2 separate regions of the Homo sapiens genome follow, and region 1 is linked to region 2. Evidence: read pairs that join two places in POLR2A ChIA-PET (ENCODE). Cell type or tissue: MCF 10A. All regions are shown on one strand. Each heading gives the region's core, and the rest is flanking DNA. Links, peaks and the distances in the headings are about the cores only.

Evidence for each region. Peaks named below come from ENCODE experiments on the same cell type or tissue, not always from the same donor. Only the 100,000 strongest peaks of a DNase experiment are listed, where the experiment ranks them.
Region 1: POLR2A ChIA-PET joins it to region 2 with 12 read pairs; 30 of 35 experiments call an interaction of 5 or more read pairs at or near these places.

The regions. Positions count from the first base shown.
Region 1 is chr3:9,881,815-9,887,164 of GRCh38, forward strand. No RefSeq gene overlaps it. Among named protein-coding and RNA genes, the nearest start is that of CIDEC, 4.2 kb to the left of the region's middle. In MCF 10A, for the core only: no CTCF peak of the experiment used is centred there; a DNase peak (open chromatin) is centred at 2,837.
Region 2 is chr3:9,943,200-9,948,566 of GRCh38, forward strand. It overlaps CRELD1 (CRELD disulfide isomerase 1), which reads left to right. Exons shown (of 11, transcript NM_001077415.3): 10 at 182-316; 11 at 1,166-2,207. The coding sequence ends at 1,380. It overlaps PRRT3 (proline rich transmembrane protein 3), which reads right to left. Exons shown (of 4, transcript NM_207351.5): 4 at 2,343-4,802. The coding sequence ends at 3,028. PRRT3-AS1 (PRRT3 antisense RNA 1) reads left to right here and starts at 4,205. Exons shown (of 4, transcript NR_046734.1): 1 at 4,205-4,405; 2 at 4,868-4,981; 3 at 5,156-5,270. RefSeq lists enhancers at 2,473-3,135, 3,798-4,459. In MCF 10A, for the core only: CTCF peaks have their summits at 3,454 and 4,105 (motif pointing right); DNase peaks (open chromatin) are centred at 3,412 and 4,142.

The sequences.
Region 1 (5,350 bases), core at 351-5,350, 61 kb before region 2:
TATATATATACACATACATATCCAAAAGAAATGAAAAATATGTCTACACAAAAACTTGTATGTGAATATCCATAGGATTATTCGTAATAGCCAAAAGGTAGAAACACATGAATGTTCAATTTATAAATCGATTTTTTAAATGTGCCTATCCATACATGGCATATTATTTATCAAAAAGGATCCATACTACCACATGGAGGAACCTTGCAAACAGTACAGAAAGTAGACAAAGCCAGTCACAGGAATCATATACATATTGTATGATTCCACTTATATGAAATGTCTAGAATAGGCAAATCTATATAAAGACAAAGTAGGGCCGGGCGCGGTGGCTCACGCCTGTAATCTCAGCACTTTGGGAGGCTGAGGTGGGCGGATCACGAGGTCAGAAGATCGAGACCATCCTGGCTAACACGGTGAAACCCGGTCTCTACTAAAAATACAAAAAATTAGCCGGGCGTGGTGGCGGGCGCCTGTAGTCCCAGCTACTCGGGAGGCTGAGGCAGGAGAATGGCGTGAACCCGGGAGGCGGAGCTTGCAGTGAGCCGAGATCGCACCACTACACTCCAGCCTTGGGCGACAGAGCGAGACTCCGCCTCCAAAAAAAAAAAAAAAAAAAAAAAGACAAAATGGGTTAGTGGTTGCTTCGGGCTGGGAGTAGGGGATGGGAGGGGAATGGGGAGTGGCTGCTAATTAGTACAGGGTTTCTTTCAGGGTTTTCTTTTCTTTTTTTTTTTTTTCTTTTCTTTTTGAAACGGAGTCTCGCTCTGTCGCCCAGGCTGGAGTGCAGTGGCACCATCTCCGCTCACTGCAAGCTCCGCCCCCCAGGTTCCCGCCATTCTCCTGCCTCAGCCTCTAGAGCAGCTGGGACTACAGGCGCCCGCCACCACGCCCGGCTAATTTTTTGTATTTTTAGTAGAGACGGGGTTTCACCGTGTTAGCCAGGATGGTCTCGATCTCCTGACCTCATGACCCACCCGGCTGGGCATCCCAAAGTTCTAGGATTACAGGCAGGAGCCACCGCACCCAGCCTTTTCTTTTTCTTTTCTTTCTTTTTTTTTTTTTTGAGACAGAGCATTGCTCTGTCACTCAGGCTGGAGTGCAGTGGCACGATCTCGCCTCACTGCAAGCTCCGCCTCCCGGGTTCACGCCATTTTCCTGCCTCAGCCTCCCCAGTAGCTGGGACTACAGGTGCCTGCCACCACGCCTGGCTAATTTTTTTGTATTTTTAGTAGAGACGGGGTTTCACCGTGTTAGCCAGGATGGTCTTGATCTCCTGACCTCGTGATCTGCCTGCCTCAGCCTCCCAAAGTGCTGGGATTACAGGCGTGAGCCACCGCGCCCGGCCTTCTTCTTTTTTTTTTTTTTTTTTTTTTTTTTTTTTTTTTTGAGACAGAGTCTCGCTATGTCACCACCCAGGCTGGAGTGCAATGGCGCGATCTCAGCTTACAGCAACCTCTACCTCCCACAGGCGTGTGCCACCACACCTAGCTAATTTTTGTATTTTTAGTGACCTCTGCCTCCCGGGTTCAAGTGATTCTCCTGCCTCAGCCTCCCAAGTAGCTGGGATTACAGGCGCCTGCCACCACACCCGGCTATTTTTTGTATTTTTTAGTAGAGACGGGGGTTTCACCACGTTGGCCAGGCTGGTCTCGAACTCCTGACCTCAAGTGATCTGCCCGCCTCTGCCTCCCAAAGTGCTGGGATTACAGGCATGAACTACCACGCCCGGCCAGGTTTCCTTTTTTTTTTTTTTTTTTTTTACCTATTAATTACAAATTATTTCAGTGATGTTTGCACAACCCTGTAAATATACTAAAAATCATTGACTTGTACACTTGAGTGGGTGATGTGAATTCTATCTCAATAAAGCTGTGTTTTTTAAAAAAACATTTAACCTCATCTTTCTTTTAACACAGGGTTTTTCACACTTTGGTACATCAGAATCAGCTGGCGGGTTTGTTAAAATTCAGATTGCTAGGCCCCACCCCAGAATTTCTCACTTAGTAAGTCTGGGGTGGTGCCTAGGAATTTGCGTTACTAAAGGTTCCCAGATGATTCAGAAGCCATGGCTGCTCAGGGAGCCCACTTTGAGAACCAGTGGTCTAGCGCTAGCTGTGTGAGCTAAATTTTCTAAGCTTCAGTTTGATCCAACAACTGGGGATAAAAATAGCTCTACTGCATCTGGTTTCCATGCAGATTAAAAGAGATAATCGTGAAATGTACTTGCTACAGAGTCTAGTGCATCCTTAGAGCTCAATAAATGGAAATTATTATTATTTAGATCTAAATCCTTCCCTGGAGGGGCTCTCAGGCAACCATTCATTCATTCATTCAGGAAATATTTATTAAGCACTTACTATATGCCAGTCCTTCTGGGGCTAAGAATACAACAGGAAACAAGACAGCCTTGTCCCACACTTCAAGGAGCTGACATTCCTGAGGAAGGTGGGAACTCAGACCATGAATAAATATGCAAATAAACAAAATAATTTCAGATAATGATGTTCTGGGAAGAAAACAAAACGAGGTGATATAATAACAGCTGGAGAGTTAGATTGGCCTATGCGTTCAAGAAACGCCTCCAAGGAGGTGAGCTTTGAGGTAAATCCTGACTAAATCCTGGGGGATGATCAAGACAAAGGAAACATCATTGCAAAGGATTTGAGAAGGGAGCATGAAGAGAGAGTGAGGAGACAGGAACACATATAACTTAAACTTAAGGACAGACCAAGAGCCAGGAGAAAGGTACAAGCAAAACCCTTTAGGGAAGAGGTTCTGGAGAAAGAGTCGGGGCCCCTCCCTTCAACAGTCATGGCTCAAATATTTATTGCTCTACTGTGTACTTGATGTCCTGAGATAGATAGGCCAATAGATGACTCAGGAGAGGTCTGGCCCTGACAGAAAACCAGACACAGAAAGACGAAGATAACCACGAGCTACAGCCAGAGAGCACTGTCCAGGGATGAAGGATAAACCCGGGGATTCTTCACAGCAATTAGGAGAGGGAGACGGTTTTGGCTCCATTGGAATTTATCTATTCAACCAGCATTTCTTTCTTTTTAAATTTTTTTTCTTTTTTTTCTTTTAATAGAGATGGAGTTTTGCCATGTTGCCCAGGCTGGTCTCGAACTCCTGGGCTTAAGCGATCCTCCCGCCTCGAGCTCCCAAAGTGCTGGGATTACAGGCGTTGAAATTTTTACACTATGCCAGACACTATGAGCTGCTGGGGACATGGATGACTTAGTTCTTGTCCCTGCCTTTGGGGAATTCACATTCCAGTGAGAAAGGCAATGTCTGAGCATGGTTCTCAAACTCTGTAGTACATGAAAATCATCTGGGACACCTCGGATTGGAAAAGGACTGTGGCTACAACTCAAAATTGAGAAGCCACTAAATTTAAAAATATATTCTGCATGTTAAATTTATAACACCATGAACAAAAAGTAAAAAGACATCAAATAAACAGGGAAAATACTGTATATTCGAACTAATATCACAGACAAGAAGCTAGTCTTTCTCTTTCTCTCTCATTCTTTCCTCCCTACTCTATCTACATATAAATTAAGGCCCGGGCGCCGTGGCTCATGCCTGTGATCCCAGAACTTTGGGAGGCCGAGGCAGGCGGATCACAAGGTCAGGAGATCAAGACCATCCTGGTTAACACGGTGAAACCCCATCTCTACTAAAAAAATACAAAAAAATTAGCCGGGCGTGGTAGTGGGCACCTGTAGTCCCAGCTACTCAGGAGGCTGAGGCAGGAGAATGGCGTGAACCCGGGAGGCGGAGCTTGCAGTGATCCAAGATTGTGCCACTGCACCCCAGCCTGGGCGACAGAGCAAGACTGTCTCAAAAAAAAAAAAAAAAAAAAAAAAAGACTGAGCCAGGGGTGGTGGCTCATGCCTGTAATCCCAGCACTTTGGGAGGCCAAGGCGGGTGGATTGCCTGAGGTCAGGAGTTGGAGACCAGCCTGGCCAACATGGTGAAACCCTGTCTCTACTCAAAAAATACAAAAATTAGCCAGGCGTGGTGGCACGCTCCTGTAATCCCAGCTACTCAGGAGGCTGAGGCAGGAGAATCGCTTGAACCCAGGAGGCAGAGGTTGCAGTGAGCCGAGAATGTACCACTGCACTCCAGCCTGGGCAACAACAGTGAAACTCCATCTCAAAAAAAAAAAAAGAGTAAGGATGTTCTTTATGTTTCTTCATGATCTGGAGAAAACAGTCAAGATATATTGTTCAGTCAAAACAAGGCAGGGTCAGGGCACAGTGGCTCACACCTGTAATCCCAGCAGTCTGTGAGGCTGAGGCAGGAGTATTTCTTGAGGTCAGGAGTTCAAGACCAGCCTGGGCAACACAGTAAGACCTTGTCTCTACAAAAAATACAAAAATTAGCTGGGTGTGGTGGCACACATCCCAGCTACTCAGGAGGCTGAGGTGGGAGGGCCCCTTGAGCCTAGGAGTTCGAGGTTGTAGTGAGTTATGATTGTACCACTACACTTCAGTCTGAGCAAGACCCTGTCTCTAAAAATATAAATAAAATAAGGCAGGGTGTGGTGGCTCATGCCTGTAATCCTAGCACTTTGGGAGGCTAAGGCAGGAGGTTTGCTTGAGGCCAAGAATTTGAGACCAGCCTGGGCAATATAGCAAGACCCCCATCTCTACAAAAAATGTAAAATAAGCCAGGTATAGTGGTGCATGCCTGTAATCCAAGCTACTTGCATGGCTGAGGCAAGAAGTTCACTTGAGCCCAGGAGGTCAAGGCTCAGTGAGCCATGATGGTACCACTGCACTCCAGCCTGGGCAACAGAGCAAGACCCTGTCTCAAAAAAAAATTAATTAAATAAAAAATAAAAATATCATTCTGAGAGTCTGTAGTTTCCCCAGGCTGCCAAGGAAATTCATGGCACAAAAACAGCTATGAACCTCTGCTCTAAACAGCTATGCCTTTGCATTAGCATCCTTTCTGTATGACCATTTGCATTTTCTTTTTGAGACAGGGTCTTGCTCCGTTGCCCAGACTGGAGTGCAATGGTGTGATCATGGCTCACTGCAGCCTCAACCTGCTGGGCTCAAGTGATCCTCCATCTCAGCCTCCTGAGTAGCTGAGACTACAGACATATGCCATCCTGCCTGGCTAATTTTATTTTTAGAGATAGGTTCTTGCTATGTCGCCGAGGCTGATCTCGAGTTCCTGGACTCAAGCAATCCTCCTGCCTCAGCCTCCCAAAGTGCTGGGATTATAGGCATGAGCCACCATGCTCAGGGTCTCATCATGTTGCCCAGGCTGGCCTCAAACTCCTGAACTCAAGCAATCTTCCCACCTCAGCCTCATGAGTAGCTGGGACTAC
Region 2 (5,367 bases), core at 304-5,303:
CACCTGGGAGTGCCTCACCCAGCATGAATGGTGAAGAGGCTGGAATATGGGCAGGTGGGGGAAGGAAGGGTGGAATGTTGCCTGGGCAAGGGCAGAGGGGAGTGTTGAGAGATGGACAAGATGGAGTCAGGGTGCTGGGTGGGGGGCCCTAGCAGGACTCTGACCCCTCCCTCCCCTCAAGATGTGGATGAGTGTGAGACAGAGGTGTGTCCGGGAGAGAACAAGCAGTGTGAAAACACCGAGGGCGGTTATCGCTGCATCTGTGCCGAGGGCTACAAGCAGATGGAAGGCATCTGTGTGAAGGAGCAGATCCCAGGTGAGCCCTGGGGCGGGAGAGGGGAGGTCCTCATTCAAAGAGAAGGCAGGCAAGCCCCTTCCCCAGGTAGCAGTGGCAGCTCCAGGCCCTGCCCCATCCCTACTGCCACCCAGCCCCCTGGAGGCTGCACTGAGACCGGGCTCTACATCTGATCTCCAGGTTGGCTCTCAGCAGCCTTATACCTTCCAGGGTACAAAGGGAATCAGACCTGGCATCAAATCAGTCTGCCTCCTTAACCTGTTTCCTCATCTATCCAATGGGACCAGTGTTTGCCCTGGCCTGCTGAGAGCTGTCCTAGGCCGGGGGTGTGGTGAGATGCAGGGTAATCACAACGATGATGGCAGGGACCATTTCCCCAGCAATTACTGTGTCAGATGCTGTTCTAGGTGCATTCCCCATCTTAACTGATTTAACCCCTGAAACAACCCGACGCTGGAAGTTGGGTTCTCATCCCCACTCTACATATGTAAAAATGAAGATGCAGAGAGATGAAGCTACTTTCCCAGGGCTATATGGCAAGCAAGTCGCAAAGCTGGGATCCCAATCCAGACAGTCTGACCGTGGAACGAGACTCATACACGTAATAAATGCTCTGCCCCCAACTTGTCCACCACATGGCCTTGGCAAGTCCAACCCCTTTACCTCTCTGAGCCTCACTTTCCCATTTAGTGAGACAGGGATGGTAACTGCCCCTTGCAGGGTGGTTTTGAGCAGTAAATGTAGTGTGCCTGGCTTGCTGGGCAGGCCTGGTGGCCATGATGATCAGGTGTGTGGGAGTTCTGGGGAGACTCCAAGAACTACCAGGAACAGGGATACGAGTGCCAGGCTGCATCTCTTGCTCCTCTGCAGAGTCAGCAGGCTTCTTCTCAGAGATGACAGAAGACGAGTTGGTGGTGCTGCAGCAGATGTTCTTTGGCATCATCATCTGTGCACTGGCCACGCTGGCTGCTAAGGGCGACTTGGTGTTCACCGCCATCTTCATTGGGGCTGTGGCGGCCATGACTGGCTACTGGTTGTCAGAGCGCAGTGACCGTGTGCTGGAGGGCTTCATCAAGGGCAGATAATCGCGGCCACCACCTGTAGGACCTCCTCCCACCCACGCTGCCCCCAGAGCTTGGGCTGCCCTCCTGCTGGACACTCAGGACAGCTTGGTTTATTTTTGAGAGTGGGGTAAGCACCCCTACCTGCCTTACAGAGCAGCCCAGGTACCCAGGCCCGGGCAGACAAGGCCCCTGGGGTAAAAAGTAGCCCTGAAGGTGGATACCATGAGCTCTTCACCTGGCGGGGACTGGCAGGCTTCACAATGTGTGAATTTCAAAAGTTTTTCCTTAATGGTGGCTGCTAGAGCTTTGGCCCCTGCTTAGGATTAGGTGGTCCTCACAGGGGTGGGGCCATCACAGCTCCCTCCTGCCAGCTGCATGCTGCCAGTTCCTGTTCTGTGTTCACCACATCCCCACACCCCATTGCCACTTATTTATTCATCTCAGGAAATAAAGAAAGGTCTTGGAAAGTTAAAAGGCATCAGTCTTACTACCTGTCCCACCACCCCCACCTTAGGGAAATGTCCTAGAATCCTGGGAAATTGAGGGCTTCTTTGATGGTGAGTGGAGAAAAGATAGAGGAGAAGGTTGCCCCTGAAGTGCTGTTAGGAGAAGGAGGATAGAGGAATCAGCCTTAGGAGGGTTCCATGCCAGCTGTCATTTGGCAAAGGACCCTGGACAGATGACTTTTGCCTCTGAACTTCACTCTTCTCTTTCCTCAAATGGGCTTCATAATGCTTTCCACTCAGGCTTAACATGAGAATTAAATGAGGTGACAAATGTGAAGACCTGGACAGTACACAACAGATATTCAATAAAAGTGTGGTCGCCATTATGACCAGAGCCTCCAAGCCTCAAGCAACCTTTCCTCGGAGTCCTGCTCTCCGTCCAATACACAGGACTTAGAATGACTGGGAGGCAGGGCCTCCAGTCTCTCCTTCCTCCTATGAGTACAGGATCCTGGCATGGCCAGAGGGAAGCATGAGCCAAGTCCTAAGGGTTTATTTCTTTGGCACAAAGAGGACAATCTAGACAAGCGAGGCTCATCACTCCACGTTGGGGAGTCTGGGGCACCTGCTCCCTGTTCTTCATGCCCGAATCCATGCACACCCACCCTGTATTCCGCATAAGACACGGCCTCTGTGCAAAATGCCGGCTGAAAAAAAAATAGAAATATTAAAAGCAAAAAACGGCATGGGGGTGGGGTGAGTTCAAACCTGGCTGTCCCCCGGGGGTTGCCGTCAGGTAGAGAGGCCTGGGGATGCCTTTTTTTTTTTTTTTTTTTTTTTTTTTTTTGAGACGGAGTCTCACTCTTGTCACCCAGGCTGGAGTGCAATGGCGTGGTCTCGGCTCACTGCAACCTCTGCCTCCCTGTTCAAGCAATTCTCCCGCCTCAGCCTCCCGAGTAGCTGGGACTACAGGCGTGTGCCACCTGGCTAATTTTTTTGTATTTTTAGTAGAGACGAGGGTTTCGCTATGTTCGAGACCAGGAGGCTGATCTCGAACTCCTGACCTCGTGTTCCACCCACCTCGGCCTCCCAAAGTGCTGGGATTCCTGGCGTGAGCCACCGCGCCTGGCCAGGATGCCCATTTTTTAAAGGCTCAACTGTCCCAGTAGGCCATGCCATGTGGGCATCGGGCAGGGTCCTGGCCCTGCGTCAGGACCGCTCTTCAAAGCTCGATGGTATCACTGGAGGCGCTGCGGGATTCCCCAGGCTTGCCGCGCGGCTGGACCTCTCCCTGGCCGTCCCCCTGCCGAGCGGCGGTAGAATCAGGGGCTGGGGTCGGGGCAGGCAGTAGCTGTACCGTGCTGGGCAACTCATCTAGGGGCAGACTGTCCACTGATGACAGCCCGTGGCGCCAGGGGTTCCAACTGATCTTGAGTGAACCCCTGGAGAAGCTGTCGAGGGAGCTGCCAGAAGCCGCAGCGGCTGCCCCGTCGGGTGCTTCCACTACGTGCTGTGGGACCGGCCCGCGCACGCGCACGTCGCTGAGCGACCTGCAGCGGCCGCGGAGGAGCGAGGAGCCAGCGTCGTCGAGCTCGGCTTTGGGATGGCTGCCCCGGCGCGGCCGCAGAGCGCCTCCAGGCGGCGGGGAGGCCAGGCCGCGGAGGCCGCAGCGCTGGAACACACTGTCTCGCACTAGGTGCTCGCGGAAGAGCGCGGCGTCGATGCTGCGGCTCAGGTTGATGGGCGATGGCGGCCGCAGATCCAGCTCGCTCAGCGATGGCGCCGGTCCCACACCGTTGCGGGACAGTCCCGGGCCACCCTGGGGTCCGCGACCCAACGACGCAGCCGAGCCCCAGGCGCCTGAACTGGGCGTGGCCAGCTGCCCACTCTCCGCCGGGTTGCGGATGAGGCTCTTGCTGATGTCCAAGCTGCCTGCACCAACGTTGCTGGGCCCTGCATAGCAGTTATTGGGTCGCTCCGGCACCTCGCTCTTTCCTGACGGCGCCGGGCACGCCAGACGCATCAGCTTAGCCCAGCAAGCGTGCTCCGTGGGCGGCCTGGGTCTCGCGGCAGCCACCGCGGCCAACGCCAGGGCGAGCGCCCATGTCAGCTCCAGGAGGCGCAGCCAGAAGTGGACACCCCACCAGGCCCACGAGAAGCGGCCCACGCGGCCTGGGCCCGGGTACAGCCAGAGCGCAGCCGCCAGCTGCAAGCCGCTAGCCAGCAGCCCCAGCGCGCCCGCCACAGCCAACAGCCGAGGGCCCGGGCTGGCATCCCAGCCCCGTGGGCCGTCCAGCAGGCGGCGACGGCACAGGCAGAGCGTGCCCAGAGCCACGGCCGCGCCCCAGGCGCACGACAAGCCCTGCGTCAGGAGGTTGAGCACAGACCATGTGGACAGCAGGTCTGTCGCGAGCAACCCTACACCATGCACCAGCGCCACTGCTCCCAGCAGGAGTGGGTTTTGCAGCGGTGGCGGCAGCCCCGCGCCCAGGCCGAGCAGAGTCAGGGCTGCCAGCGCCGTAAGCAGCAAGGGGAAGGGCAGGTTGTAGAGCACCAGGCCCCCGCGAACGCCCAGCCGCGCCTGCGAGCCGTAAGGGTCGGTAAGCATGTAGGCGGATCGCAGCGCCGAAGCCACGAGCACCAGCACCGCGGCCACCAATGCCAGCCGGGGCCCTGCTGGGGCGGCTGCCAGCGCAGCCAGCGCCAACAACGCGGGCAGCAGAAAGAGTACCCCCACCCCGTAGACGTGCAGCTCCCAGGAGAAGCTCAGGACCCGCCGAAGGGGGCCCCAGCGTAGCGGGGGTGCAGTGGCGTTGGCTGGGGGGCTGGAGGCTGGGGCTGAAGCCATGGAGCTGGCGGTGGGCTCCGGAGGGGGAGGCTGGCCCAGGGCTCGCTGCGTGGTGACTCGAATGAGGCCCCGGCGTGACGTCGAGGGGGCCTGGACTGGGGGTGCTGGGGGATGGCTTTGGGGGCGCCCCGGCCACTCCTCGGCTTCATCTGCAATTATAACAATATTAAAATAGCCATTTGAAAAGTGCTTTTGATTTTGTATCACCCTCTAGTGTGGTTGGCAAGTCATTTAACTTTTCCAAACAAATCTGCAAAATGGAGATAACAGCACCTGCCTCATTGCGTTGTGAAGAAGATGAAATGTTTAGCCCGGTGCCCAACACCCAGTAAGTGCTAAATGGATGTCAGCTATCATTTTCATTAATGCTACTATCAGGGAGGTAGTACCCCAGCAGTTCGACACATGGGCTGCATATTAGAATCTTCTGGAGACCAAGGAATAAGAATTTCTTGGGACGTGGCTTGGGCATTGGAATTTTTTTCTTTTTTTCTTTTGACAGGTTCTCACTCTGTCATCCAGGCTGGTGTGCAGTGGTGCAATGTGGGCTTACTGCAGCCTTGACCTCCAGGACAAGTGATCTCCCACCTCAGCCTCCGGAATAGCTGGGACTACAGGTATGCACCACCACGCCCAACTAATTTTTATATATTTTTTTTGTTCTAAACATATCCATGTTACATATTAGAACATTCTAGCCCCAAAAGGGCAAAT